Linked DNA regions of Homo sapiens: region 2 is linked to region 1. Evidence: chromatin loops called from intact Hi-C (ENCODE). Cell type or tissue: A673. All regions are shown on one strand. Links, peaks and the distances in the headings refer to the core of each region. The heading gives the core; the rest is flanking DNA.

What was found. A loop is a pair of places that touch in the nucleus more often than their neighbours do. Peaks named below come from ENCODE experiments on the same cell type or tissue, not always from the same donor. Only the 100,000 strongest peaks of a DNase experiment are listed, where the experiment ranks them.
Region 2: a loop joins it to region 1, with 13 times the contacts of the local background. A loop is called at or near these places in 3 of 110 quality-filtered maps.

Annotation. Positions count from the first base shown.
Region 1 is chr3:163,607,694-163,615,279 of GRCh38, reverse strand. No RefSeq gene overlaps it. Among named protein-coding and RNA genes, the nearest start is that of LINC01192, 310 kb to the right of the region's middle. In A673, for the core only: no CTCF peak of the experiment used is centred there; DNase peaks (open chromatin) are centred at 2,849 and 3,219; H3K27ac peaks cover 4,926 bases.
Region 2 is chr3:163,465,064-163,472,649 of GRCh38, reverse strand. It overlaps the pseudogene RNU7-82P. Among named protein-coding and RNA genes, the nearest start is that of LINC01192, 170 kb to the right of the region's middle. In A673, for the core only: no CTCF peak of the experiment used is centred there; DNase peaks (open chromatin) are centred at 2,769, 3,499 and 3,799; H3K27ac peaks cover 3,577 bases.

The DNA of each region.
Region 1 (7,586 bases), core at 868-5,867:
TGAATTTATCAGGAGATAAGCAATGATGCAAAAATAGGCTACTAATTAATAAGGACAAGCTTAAAATTAGTAAGTTCAAAATGGCTGAGTTGTTGAAACTACTTGTACAAATAATTTTTAAATTAGAAAAATGATAGAAATTTAGAAAATAATGATGTCTTTGCAAAAATGCTATTGACCAAACCTGACAGGGATTCTTGAATATTTGAATAAACCCAAATCAGCAAATTTAGATGATCTGTTTCCAAGGGGTAGGAGCAAGTTTGTTACATAGTATTGTGCATCTTTCTATCAGTCACTGAATTGACAATAATAAATATACAAAAATAATGTCAACACATCTATGTATAGTTATGTCTTCAATACCAATTCTCTCAGTCATCTTAAATCCTACTTTTGATTCAGTATGTCTTTTAATGTATTGATTTTTTTCCAGACCTCAAAATAAGAAATTGGGTACTTATATTTTTCCAGTTGTTTTTCAAAATTGCAGTAACTGAAATAAAAAAGAAAATAACTTTTGAATTAAAAATATGGATACTGATGAGAAAGGGACAAAAATTCATGATTGAGGGCAATGAGGTATTTTGTTTGTGTGTTTTTTGTTGTTTGTTTTACAGTCTACTGAAATACTAAGGAACTATATTCGGAGGAGATGATACTTAATCTGAAACTTCAAAAGTGAGAAGGATCCCACTATCTAAGGTATTGAGGGTAAGATCATTCCAGAAAAAGAAAACAGTTTATCTAAACATTTGCAATAAAAAGCTTTTATGCTCAAGAAATAAAACAAGGTTTTCCTCGCTGAAGTTAAATGCCTCTGAGTGATAGTAACAGGACGAAAGGAAGATAATAAGAGTTAGATTATGAAAATCAGGGTAAAAAGTTTGATTAGAGAAGTGTACAATTAAGTATTTAAGTATATCATCCTTAAATGAAAACCACTTCAAGTTCTGGTTCCATTTAAAGAAAATCCAGTGGCTGAAGAAGTTATGTTAACATGGCAGAATAGGTTTTTAAAATGAGACTAAATTATATAAATATATGAACTGTTAAAACAAACAAAGTATGCAGCACATATGACTAATCTCAATCTCTAAATAGTAGTATATACAGAACTGTAATAAAAAATTAGATGACTTGTGTAATAACTTTTGCCACAAATTCTAATGCACACTCCTCTTTTTCTATACTCCATGATTAATCCGTTGAAGTGTTTTTGAAAATTTACAGATAGTTTAAGGGTTAAAAACAAATCAATCAAAAATACAGCATGTCGTTATTTTTATCTTATTTTTTGTTAGTGTAGTGAATATTTTGTTAGAAGATTGAATATTTTGAAGAGCCATACTTAATGAACTTGAATGGTAGTGAGCAATCAACACTAGTAGATCTTATTTCATACTACATCAAAAAATATAAATATTTCTTTAGCTCCTGTTGGAGATAATGCTATTATTCCACTGTTTACATTGAGAGTCAAGAAAGTTATATCAGATGTGATTTTAAAAGTTCAAATCTTGCTCTAAAGGATATTACTTACAGAAATGTTAACTCTGCAACTTTACATACACCCAATACACATTGGCCTATGTTTGTGAGGATTTGTATATATAATAATTGTGCAGATTATTTTATGTTTGTCTCTTTACTTCCTCTTCTTCCTATCTTATTTACATCATAAATACCATTATTTTTTAAATGAGTGACATAATGAAAACAATAGCTAAACAATAAAGTCTGCGCTCTAGTATCAATACATCATCCTGTAACAACTGGTTGAGCATAAGAAAGTTATTAAGCATGAGGAACTTCATGGATAAAACAACAAGTTATTATGGTGCAGGAGAAACAGCAGGAGTCTTGTAATCACAGATAAAGTTTTTGTTTGTTTCCAAATACAGACTCTATTTCTTATTAGCTCTAAAACTCTTATTAGTTATTTAACTCCTTAAACTATCTTTTCTTCATCAGGATAACAACAGTAGAAAGGCATTCTACATGTGCGTCTGTGAAGACAAAATGAGGTAATGTGTACTAAAGTGCAATATGACACTATAACAGATATATCTGTATGTGAGATTCCATTATTTTAATTGAAAATAAATGTGTGACAAATAGCTTACTCTTCCTTATGCGTTGGAGATTTTGTCATTTATTATTTTTTTGGTAGCAACAGTATTTTATATATATATATAAAATATATAAAATATATAAATATATATAAAAAATATATAAAACTATATATATAGTTTTAAAATAATTCCCAATAAATTTAGTAGATAACTTCTCATTTTCTCTTTCTTGATTACTTGGCCTTAATAACTTATCTGTTTTTTGGTCAATTATCCAATGAGTTTTTAAAGTAATTATATGGGTAGTATTGGTAGTATATATAAAGTAATTATATGGTAGTATTAGTACTGAGGTATATTTATACATATACATAAAACCGTTCCTACCTCTTAAAATTTTGTAGGATAGATAAAATATGTAATTCCTCACATATCATAAGGCAAGATTTAAATATTAAAAAATAATTACTCAAACAACAATGATATATGAGTTGTGGATATCCAGACAAATTCAAAAATTTGTTGGCATCTGTTGTAGGTGTTATAATAACTGGGTAGTTGGTGTTAGTGATACATGGCATTCTATGAGAAGAAAATAATAAGAATAAACATTAGTAGGCCAGGCGCGGTGGCTCACGCCTCTAATCCCAGCACTTTGGGAGGCCGAGGCAGGCGGATCACGAAGTCAGAAGATCTAGACCATCCTGGCTAAGATGGTGAAACCCCGTCTCTACCGAAAATACAAAAAAATTAGCCGGGCGTGGCAGCGGGCACATGTAGTCCCAGCTACTCGGGAGGCTGAGACAGGAGAATGGCGTGAACCTGGAAGGCGGAGCTTGCAGTGAGCCGAGATCGTGCCACTGCACTCCAGCCTGGGTGACAGAGCGAGACTCCGTCTCAATAAAAAGAAAGGAAGGAAGGAAGGAAGGGAGGGAGGGAGGGAGGGAGGCAGGGAAGGAAGGAAGGAAGGAAGGAAGGAAGGAAGGAAGGAAGGAAGGAAGGAAGGAAGGAAGGAAGGAAGGAAGGAAGGGAATAAACATTAGGAGACAGAAAACCAACAGCTGCATTTGGAGAAGTAAAAATGCACCAGATTTGCTATAGTTGAATATAGGATAGCAAAAAGTCTGGAAAGAGGGTCTTGGACGCTACCTGAAATTATTTGATTTTTCTCAGAAAGTCAGTGATGGTGCTGTGGAAGAAATTAGGAAGTGCTATGATCAAAGTAGTGTTCCTGGAATATCAATCTGATGCTGTTATGCAGGACAGAGTAGAGGAGGAAAAACAAAGCAGCCTTGGAGAGATGTATTAGAAGGCTTTTTTGGCAGTCCAGAAAGTCATGAGTACCTAGACCAGGATATGAATACTACGAATGAAAAGTGAAAGGGTCTACATAAAATATATATAACTGAAGATTGCACAGATCTTGGTAACTGATTGGATCTGAGAAAGAAAGGAAGGCATTAAAAATAACTATTGTATCATTAAAATGGCCATTCTGCCCAAAGCAATCTACATCTTCCACAGTACTCCTATAAAACTACCAATGTCATTTTTCACAGAATTAGAAAAAAAAAAAAACTATTCTAAAGTTCATATAGAACCAAAAAGAGCCCGACTGGCCAAAACAATTCTAGGCAAAAGGAACAAAGCCAGAGACATCACATTACTGACTTTCTGTAAGGGTACAGTAACCAAAACTGCATTGTACTGGTATAAAAGCAGAAACATACAGAAAGGGAACAGAATAAAAAACACATAAATAAAGCCACACACCTACAACCCTCTGATGTTTGACAAAATTGACAAAAATAAACAATAGAGAAAAGACTCCTGTTCAATAAATGTTGCTGGGGTAACTGACCAGCCATATACAGAAGAATGAAACTGGACCCCTTTGTTTCACCACATACAAGTGTAATATGGGTAAAAGATTTAAATACCACGTTATACATTAAAAATCCTAGAAAAAAACTTAGGTAATACCCTTCTGGACATCAGCATTGGCAAATAATTTATGACTAAGTCCTCAAAAGCAATTTCAAGAAAAAGAAAAAAACAAAAATGACAAGTGAAACCTAACTTAACTAAAGAGCTTCTACACAGTATAAGGAAACACCAACAGAGTAAACAGACAACCTACAGAATGGGAGAAAATGTTCACAAACTATGCATCCAAAAAAAGTCTAATATCCAGAATCTACAAGGAACTTAAGCAATTCAACAGGCAAAACACAAACAACCTCTTTATATGGACAAATTATATGAACAAACTCTTCTCAAACATATGAAAACATGCTCATCATCAGTAATCATCAGAGAAAGGTATATCAAAACCACAATGAGATACTATGGGTGAAAGATTTAAATATAAGACCTTAAATATTAAAAACCACAAGGAGATACTATCTCACACAAGTCAGTATGGCTATTAATAAAAAGTCAAAAAATAGCAGATTCTGGCAAGGCTGCCAATAAAAAGGAATGCTTATACACTGTTGATTGAAATATAAATTAGTTCAGCCACAAGGGAAGCAGTTAGGATATTTCTCAGGGAACTTAAAATAGAACTACCACTCTACCCAGCCATCCTATTAGTGGGTATACACACAAAGGAAAGAAATCATTTTAACGAAAAGACACATCACGTATATGTTCATTGCAGCTTTATTAACCATAGCAAAGGCATAAAATCAACCTAGGTGCCCATAAATAGTGGATTAGAAAAAGGAAAATCTAATACATACATATTATAAAAGAATATGTAATATAATATATTGGAAAATATATTAATCATATCTTGGAAAAAACGTAATATATACATTAGGTTGGTGCAAAAGTAATTGCATTTTTTGCTATTTCTTTTAAATTACAAAACCACAACTACTTTTGGACCAATGTTATATATATACATCATGGAGTACTATACAGCCATAAGAAGGAAATCATGTACTTTGCAGCAACATGGATGCAGCTTGAGGTCATTATCCTAAGCAAATTAGCACAGAAAGAAAGAATCAAATGCTACATATTCTCACTTATAAATGGATGCTAAACATTCGGTACACATAGACATAAAGATGGAATAAACAGACACTGGAGACTACTAGAGAGAGGAGAGACAGGATCAAGAACTAAAAAAAAAACTACCTATTGGGTACTATACTGGGTGATTGCATCATTCATACCCCAAACCTCACTGACATACAATATACCCATGTAACAAACCTGCAGGCTGGGTGCTGTGGCTCACATCTGTATTTCTAGCATTTTGGGACTTTGGGAGGCCAAGATTTCAAGACCAACCTGGCCAACATAGCAAGAACATGCCAGTAAAAATCAAAAAAAGAAAGAATGAAAGAGAGAGAAAGAGAGAGAGAGAGAAAGATCTGCACATGTACCCTCTGAATCTAAAAAAAAGTTGAAATTATTTAAAAAAGAAACAAGAATTATTGATGTAAGATACATAGGAATATAGATGAACAGAAGCAAATTGCTTCTGTAACAAGCAAAGGTTAAAAAAAAAGTGAGAATGAACATTATAAAAAATGGCTAGTTAATTCCTGATATTCTGTTTTTATCATTTGATAACTCTTCTTAAAATGATTCTGAATAATCAAGCACATGATCTAACTTTTTAATTTAATCTTTATTTTCTATTATCTGTACACATGAAATATTTATATTCATTTAATATACATATTAAATTATTATTCCATATAGTTTTAAAAGGATATCAAGCTAAAGAATAAGATTTGGAACTCTAATTTTAGTTCAGACTAATAAAAAATAATATCTTAGCAACACAGAAATTAACATAACATTAAAATAATCATTTTTTAATGAAAATCTAAGGCAACACCTGGAAGTTTTAAAAACATAATTAAGAACTAAGAAGATGCCACACAGTATTTTTATAAAATATATTTTTCAAAAAGAATGTTACAGTGTGATAGGAAATGTACTAAGGCAAAGACACTGGTATATTTTGTCATAAATGGACTTGAATTAGTGAAAAACCTACATAATCTACAAAGGTCTTAAAAATCTTTAGAGAATTTTGCATGAAATATTATTAGGTGCTAAACAAAAGGCATTTTTTCAGTGTCAATATATATTATTATTATAAAAAATAGTTGAAGCAAACTGGAGCTTAGAAAGACAAAGAAATCTCAAAAGTAAGCTTAAAAAAATACAACTAAATTTTAATCCCCTAAGAACTAGAACAAAATGAGGATGCTCACTTTCACCACTCCTATTTAATACAGTGCTTGAAGCTTAGCCAGAGCAATCTGGCAAGAAAATTAAAGGCATCCAAATTGGAAAAGCAATTAATTTATCTCTTTTCTCTGATGATATGTTCTTATACCTAAAAAACCCTAAAAACTCAATAAAAAATATTTGATTTGATAAATGAATTTGATAAAGTTTTAGAAGTTCTCATTATGAGTGAGCAGTGGGTCCAAATGCATCTGTGTTAAATGTCCCCGGATTGTTGCACATTGTTTGACACTAAAAAGTAAGACAAAATTATAATGAGAGTGTCTGGGCTAAATATGGAGATAAATGTAGATTTGGTTACCAGAAACCCTAGCCTACATGCCCTTTGAATAAATCAGGTAGATAAGAATTTAGTGAAAATTTGATAATTTTAATTTACAATTGTTTTCATCTATCTAGAAGTTATTTACTCTAGGATATAATTTGTGAAATAATAATCTATTATTATATGATAAGAATAAATTAAAAATTGAATAATTTCTCTAGAAATCAATTAGAAATGTCATATACCATCTATCACAAAGGCACAAAGTTTAAGCTTAAAATCTAGGTTGGAATGTATAACCACATTTAACTACTACATGAAGATAATTCATCTAGAGCACATAATATTTTTTAATAATCCTAGAGGAGATAATAGAATATTTAATATTTTACAAAAAAAGAATTAAAATATATAATAAAATATATTTACAATATGAATACTGTTAGTATTCATAACTACAGGGTAATAGTAATTAATAGTAGTTACTATTAGTTATTATAAATAATACTAGTTGCAGACTACTATTGAGTCACTGCTTCATGTCAATACTCTCTGTGATTTTTAAAAGCAATGATCCATTTGATCCTCACAGAGCCCTGTAACTTGTTACTTCCATCATATGAATAGTTCAAATTAAGCTATAAAATTGAGAAGTTGTTTAAGTACTGTACTTAACTGCAACAGATTAGGTTAATTTTTTTAAAAACTTTGAATGAATGAAGTAATTTTTAAGCAGACTAACTTGATAGGATTTGGGAGAGTATTAAAATCAATAATTGTTTCTAAGTTTGTTGGTAGATACTAGGAACTCAGAAAAGAGTAAATTATTTGCTACTCTTTATAAACAGACGTTATGAGTATACCGTATCTGTACAGTCATGCACAGAATAATAATATTTCAGTCAACAATGGACCACATATGTGATGGTCCCAAAATATTATAATACTATATTTTTACTGAAAACAGG
Region 2 (7,586 bases), core at 936-5,935, 140 kb after region 1:
CAAAGAAAAAGAGGCACTCCTCACTAACTCATTTTATGAGGCCAGTATCATCCTGATAGCAAAACCTGGCAGATATAAAAAAAAAAATTCAGGCCAATATCCCTGAAGAACATAGATGGAAAAATCCTCAATAAAATACTGGCCAACTGAACCCAGCAGCACATCAAAAAAGCTTACCCAACATGATCAAGTTGGCTTCATCCTTAGGATGCATATTCAACATATACAAATCAATAAACGTAATCCATCACATAAATAAAAGCAATGAAAAAAGTCACATGATTAAGTAGGGAATCCTTTCCCCATTGCTTGTTTTTCTCAGGTTTGTCAAAGATCAGATAGTTGTAGATATGCGGCGTTATTTCTGAGGGCTCTGTTCTGTTCCATTGATCTATATCTCTGTTTTGGTACCAGTACCATGCTGTTTTGGTTACTGTAGCCTTGTAGCATAGTTTGAAGTCAGGTAGTGTGATGCCTCCAGCTTTGTTCTTTTGGCTTAGGATTGACTTGGCGATGAGGGCTCTTTTTTGGTTCCATATGAACTTTAAAGTAGTTTTTTCCAATTCTGTGAAGAAAGGCATTGGTGCTGGGAAAACTGGCTAGCCATATGTAGAAAGCTGAAACTGGATCCCTTCCTTACACCTTATACAAAAATCAATTCAAGATGGATTAAAGACTTAAATGTTAGACCTAAAACCATGAAAACCTAGGCATTACCATTCAGTACATAGGCATGGGCAAGGACTTCATGTCTAAAACACCAAAAGCAATGGCAACAAAAGACAAAATTGACAAATGGGATCTAATTAAACTAAAGAGCTTCTGCACAGCAAAAGAAACTACCATCAGAGTGAACAGGCAACCTACAGAATGGGAGAAAACTTTCGCAACCTACTCATCTGACAAAGGGCTAATATCCAGAATCTACAATGAACTCCAACAAATTTACAAGAAGAAAACAAACAACCCCATCAAAAAGTGGGTGAAGGACATGAACAGACACTTCTCAAAAGAAGACATTTATGCAGCCAAAAAACACATGAAAAAATGCTCATTATCACTGGCCATCAGAGAAATGCAAATCAAAACCACAATGAGATACCATCTCACACCAGTTAGAATGGCAATCATTAAAAAGTCAGGAAACAACAGGTGCTGGAGAGGATGTGGAGAAATAGGAACACTTTTACACTGTTGGTGGGACTGTAAACTAGTTCAACCATTGTGGAAGTCAGTGTGGCGATTCCACAGGGATCTAGAACTAGAAATACCATTTGACCCAGCCATCCCATTACTGGGTATATACCCAAAGGACTATAAATCATGCTGCTGGAAAGACACATGCACACGTATGTTTATTGTGGGACTATTCACAATAGCAAAGACTTGGAACCAACCCAAATGTCCAACAATGATAGACTGGATTAAGAAAATGTGGCACATATACACCATGGAATACTAGGCAGCCATAAAAAATGATGAGTTCGTGTCCTTTTTAGGGACATGGATGAAATTGGAAATCATCATTCTCAGTAAACTATCGCAAGAACAAAAAACCAAACACCGCATATTCTCACTCATAGGTGGGAATTGAACAATGAGATCACATGGACACAGGAAGGGGAATATCACACTCTGGGGACTGTTGTGGGGTGGGGGGAGGGGGGAGGGATAGCATTGGGAGATATACCTAATGCTAGATGACGAGTTGGTGCAGCGCGCCAGCATGGCACATGTATACATATGTAACTAACCTGCACAATGTGCACATGTACCCTAAAACTTAAAGTATAATAAAAAAAGAAATATGTAAGCAATAAACAAAAAGTTATGGTTGTGTTCCAAAAAAAAAAAAAAGAAAAAAATCATGATTATCTCAATAGATGCAAAAAAGACCTTTGATAAAATTCAGCATTGCTTCATGTTAAAAATTCTCAATAAACTAGGTATTGATGGAACATATCTCAAAATAATAAGAGCTATTTATGACAAACTTATAGCCAATATTATACTTAATGGGCAAAAGCTGGAAGCATTCCCTTTGAAAAGCAGCCCAAGACAAGGATGTCCTCTCTCACCACTCCTATTCAACACAGTATTGGAAGTTCTGGCCAGGGAAATCAGGCAAGAAAAAGAAATGAAGTGTATTCAAGTAGGAAGAGAGGGAGTCAAATTGTCTCTGTTTGCAGATGACATGATTGTATATTTAGAAAACCCCATTGTCTCAGCCCAAAATCTTGTAAGCTGATAAGGAACTTCAGCGAAGTCTCAGGATACAAAACCAATGTGCAAAAGTCACAAGCAATTCTATACACCAGATTCCTCTATTTCAAAGTCTTGAAATAAGTGCCCTAGAAGCAGACTGATCAAAGAGACACAGCCCAAGTGTTATAGCTCTTTTACAATTTGTCTAGTAGGTTTTCCAGTTTTCACCAGAAAATCCCGCATGGAGAAAAAATAAAAGGTAGACACAACCAAATGTTCTTTGAGGGTCAAACGTTATAGACCCCCGAAGAAATGTCTACCAGGAACCATTTCTGGAATATAGAAATATAGGCTGTGAGCTATATGCACAGATGAGTGGTTCAGCTCATATATGGGTCCAATAAAGACTATCTAGCATTTTCAAATTTAGAGAGGTAAACATGCAAACAGAATCCTAAGAACATTTTAACTATAGCTGAGGTGTACTTTTTTCTTTCCTAGAGTTTAGATGGCTTCCTGATTTATAACAGCTTTGCATGTATTAAGGTTGGCATGACTAGCCACATTGAATCCTAATATAAAATGCTCCACAATAGCATCAGCGTCAGACTAGCCCATATTTGGACTAGCTTTCTTTTTTTAATTTTTTTCTGTTGCAAAGCACATTTTTTTTTCAGTATAAGTCTCTGTGAGATTTATCTTTAAATTGAATGTTTTGCTGTGTAAAGAAGAGTTGAATCCATATTTTGATAATGTTCATTATTCCTTACATCATTGTGTGCCTGCTTAATTTCCAGATTTAATGAGAAAAAAAACTTTTGATAAATTTTAAAGTAAGTTCATTATGACAAATAGCATAACTAGTCCCAAGTTTCCTAAAATTTCTATTTATTTTAATGTGTTGCATGAATATTTTTTAAATGTCTTCCAGACACTATGTTTACCTTCTGGTCAATTTAATTAAGCAAATATTTATGAGGAAATTATATACATAAGAAGCTTTTCAGAATGGTTTTTATTTCAACAAAATAATTTATATGATGCTTATCCTTACCTTGTGGACAATTCTTCTGCAAATTTATGGCTGAGGTCCACATAGTTTGTTCACAATGAGGGTGTTTTATTCCCTCTCATTTCTCTCTCATCTGTGACTTCTTCAAAGCAATTATTGACGCTCAAGTCCATGACTTCCTACCAAAAAGAATGTAATTGGCTAAGACAAATGTTATAGTGAGATAAATCACTGCATTTTGAAAGTCAACCAGAAAGCGACCAGATCCAACTGGGTCACATAGAGAAAAATAGAAAATAACACTTTGAAAATGAAAGCGGAACAAATTTCTAGTTACCTCATCACACATGGTAAAACAGGTTCTGGCATCTGTGTTTTTTATTCTTTCTTTCTTTTCTTTTTTATTTTTTTTGGTTGAGAGGTAGGAGTGAAAACATCTGCCTGTGATACATATTGACCAGAGATATATTGTATTAGTAGCTTTCTGTTGCAAATTTTGTGGCAATTTAAGCACCAGAAATCAACAGTTTAGTGTCTTGGAGAAATTGGTGTCTTCCTTCCTTCCTTCCTTCCTTCCTTCCTTCCTTCCTTCCTTCCTTCCTTCCTTCCTTCCTCTCTCTCTCGTTTCTTTCTTTCTCTTGGGGGTTGTTTGAAAAGCTGATTCATAATTGGAACAAAAACTGAAGGAATTGTGGTCAATATCAACTAGGAAGATTATTTGCTTCCAATCTCTGTAAAATATAGCTCATCATTTTAAGATTAGTGATCTGTTAATAATCATTTGCTCTGGAATCTTGACTGTGTCTTCATAAACTTACAAAGTACAAATATAATGATTGCCATTCTAACTGGTGTGAGATGGTATCTCATTGTGGTTTTGATTTGCATTTCTCTGATGGCCAGTGATGATGAGCATTTTTTCATGTGTTTTTTGGCTGCATAAATGTCTTCTTTTGAGAAGTGTCTGTTCATGTCCTTCACCCACTTTTTGATGGGGTTGTTTGTTTTTTTTCTTGTAAATTTGTTTGAGTTCATTGTGGATTCTAGATATTAGCCCTTTGTCAGATGAGTAGGTTGCGAAAATTTTCTCCTATTTTGTAGGTTGCCTGTTCACTCTGTTGGTGGTTTCTTCTGCTGTGCAGAAGCTCTTTAGTTTAATTAGATCCCATTTGTCAATTTTGTCTTTTGTTGCCATTGCTTTTGGTGTTTTAGACATGGAAGTCCTTGCCCATGCCTATGTCCTGAATGGTAATGCCTAGGTTTTCTTCTAGGGTTTTTATGGTTTTAGGTCTAACATTTAAGTCTTTAATCCATCTTGAATTGATTTTTGTATAAGGTGTAAGGAAGGGATCCAGTTTCAGCTTTCTACATATGGCTAGCCAGTTTTCCCAGCACCATTTATTAAATAGGGAATCCTTTCCCCATTTCTTGTTTTTGTCAGGTTTGTCAAAGATCAGATAGTTGTAGATATGCAGCGTTATTTCTGAGGGCTCTGTTCTGTTCCATTGATCTATATCTCTGTTTTGGTATCAGTACCATGCTGTTTCGGTTACTGTAGCCTTGTAGTATAGTTTGAAGTCAGGAAACAACAGGTGCTGGAGAGAGTATGGAGAAATAGGAACACTTTTGCACTGTTGGTGGGACTGTAAACTAGTTCAACCATTGTGAAAGTCAGTGTGGCGATTCCTCAGGGATCTAGAAACAGAAATACCATTTGACCCAGCCATCCCATTACTGGGTATATACCCAAAGGACTATAAATCATGCTGCTATAAAGACACATGCACACGTATGTTTATTGTGGCATTATTCACAATAGCAAAGACTTGGAACCAACCCAAATGTCCAATAATGATAGACTGGATTAAGAAAATGTGGCACATATACACCATGGAATACTATGCAGCCATAAAAAATGATGAGTTCATGTCCTTTGTAGGGACATGGATGAAATTGGAAATCATCATTCTCAGTAAACTATCGCAAGAACAAAAAACCAAACACCGCATATTCTCACTCATAGGTGGGGATTGAACAGTGAGAACACATGGACACAGGAAGGGGAACATCACACTCTGGGGACTGTTGTGGGGTCAGGGGAGGGGGGAGGGATAGCTTTGGGAGATATACCTAATGCTCGATGACGAGTTAGTGGGTGCAGCGCACCAGCATGGCACATGTATACATATGTAACTAACCTGCACATTGTGCACATGTACCCTAAAACTTAAAGTACAATAATAATAAAAATAAATAAATAAAAAAATAAACATGATATTAAACATCAAAAAAACAAAGTACAAATATAAAACTGAGAAATATTTTGAAAAAATTTTGAAAACATAAATGATAAAATAATACCTCTTTAAAAAGTTTAGCATAAAACCTTTTTTAAAAGTTTCAAAGTATCTTTTTTTAATATTTGAAAGTTACTTAGAGGACATTATATATTATGTTATATCTTTTGCTTTTAATACTTTTTATTTGGCTTTCATGTTAAAATATAATGTTCAAATAAAAATTTGATTTTTTTCTTATAAATATTTCACTTTAATGTGTATGTCATCAATTAGGAGAATATTTACCAAACCCAAGACTATAGATATATACCATACAAGTAAATATGAAATAAGGAGATTTTGTTGCTATTTAATGTTATCAAACTTACAGGTTGTTCTTCAGGCCCACATTTCTTTTCCACAATTGGTGTGTGTGGAATGCTGTCCTTTCTTTGTACTCATGGTAATTTAATTTTTCATACTCGTCTCCTTGTATTCATTCTAGAATACTTTCACTCTCTTCTCATAAAGCACAGGAAATGATCAACAAAATGAAGAGACAATGCACAGAATGGGAGAAAATATATGCAAACTACCCATCTGACAAGGAATTAATAACCAGAATATATAAGGAGCTCAAACAACTCTATAGGAAAAAAATATATAATAATCTGATAAAAATCGACAAAAGATTTGAGCCGGGCATGGTGGCTCACGCCTGTAATCCCAGCACTTTGGGAGGCCGAGGTGGGCGGATCACGAGGTCAGGAGATCGAGACCATGGTGAAACCCCGTCTCTACTAAAAATACAAAAAAATTAGCCGGGCGTGATGGTGGACGCCTGTAGTCCCAGCTACTTGGGAGGCAGAGGCAGGAGAATGGTGTGAACCCAGGAGGCAGAGCTTGCAGTGAGCCGAGATTGCGCCACTGCACTCCAGCCTGGGCGACAGAGCGAGACTCCGTCTCAAAAAAAAAAAAAAAAAAAGATTTGAATACACATTTCTGAAAAGAAGACATACAAATGGTAAACATGCATGTGAAAAGGGGCTCAACCTCATAGATAGTCAGAGAAATGCAAATATCTACAATGAGATATTATCTCTCCCCAGTTGGAATGGCTTACATCCAAAAGACAGGTAATAACATATGCTGCTAAGGATATGGAGAATAGGGGACTCTTGTACACTATTGGTGGGAATATAAGTTAGCACAACCACTATGGAGAACAGTATGGAGATTCCTCAAAAACCTAAAAATCGAGACCATATAATTCAGCTATCCCACCGTTGGGTATATACTCAAAATAAAGCAAATCAGTATATCAAATAAGTATCTGCACACTCACGTTTGTTGCAGCACTTACAATAGTTAAGAATTGGATGCAACCTAAGTGTCCATCAGCAGATGAATGGATAAAGAAAATGTGGTACATATACACAATTCAGCCATAAATAAGAAGGACATCCAGTGTGTTGCAACAGCATGGATAGTACTGGAGATCATTATGTTAAGTAAAATAAACCAGGCACAGAAAGATGAACATTTTGTGTTCTCACTTATTTGGGGGTTTGAAAATCAAATCAGTTGAAACCATGAATATAGAGAGTAGAAGGATGGTTACCAGAGGCTGGAAATGGTGCTGGGTGTTGGAGGGGGAGGTGAGAATAATTAATGGTTACAAAAAAGTAGAAATAATCAATAAGACCTACTGTTTGATAGCAAAATAGGGTGATTAGATTGAATAATAACTTAATTGTATATTTTCAAATAACTTAAAGAATGTAATTGGATTATTTGTAACTCAAAGTGTAAATACTTGAAGGGATACATGCCCCATTCTCCATGATGTGCTTATTTCAAATTGCATGCCTGTATCAAAACATCTCATGTATCCCATAAATACATACACCCACTATGTACCCACACATTATTTTTAAAGTAAATAAATAAAAACAGGAAAATGTAAGAAAATAGACTGGCCACATTATATCAAAAAGTATGCTGATATAGCTATATTTACTTTTTTTTTTTTTTTTTTTTTTTGAGACAGAGTCTCACTTTGTTGCCCAGGCTGGAGTGCAGTGGCACGA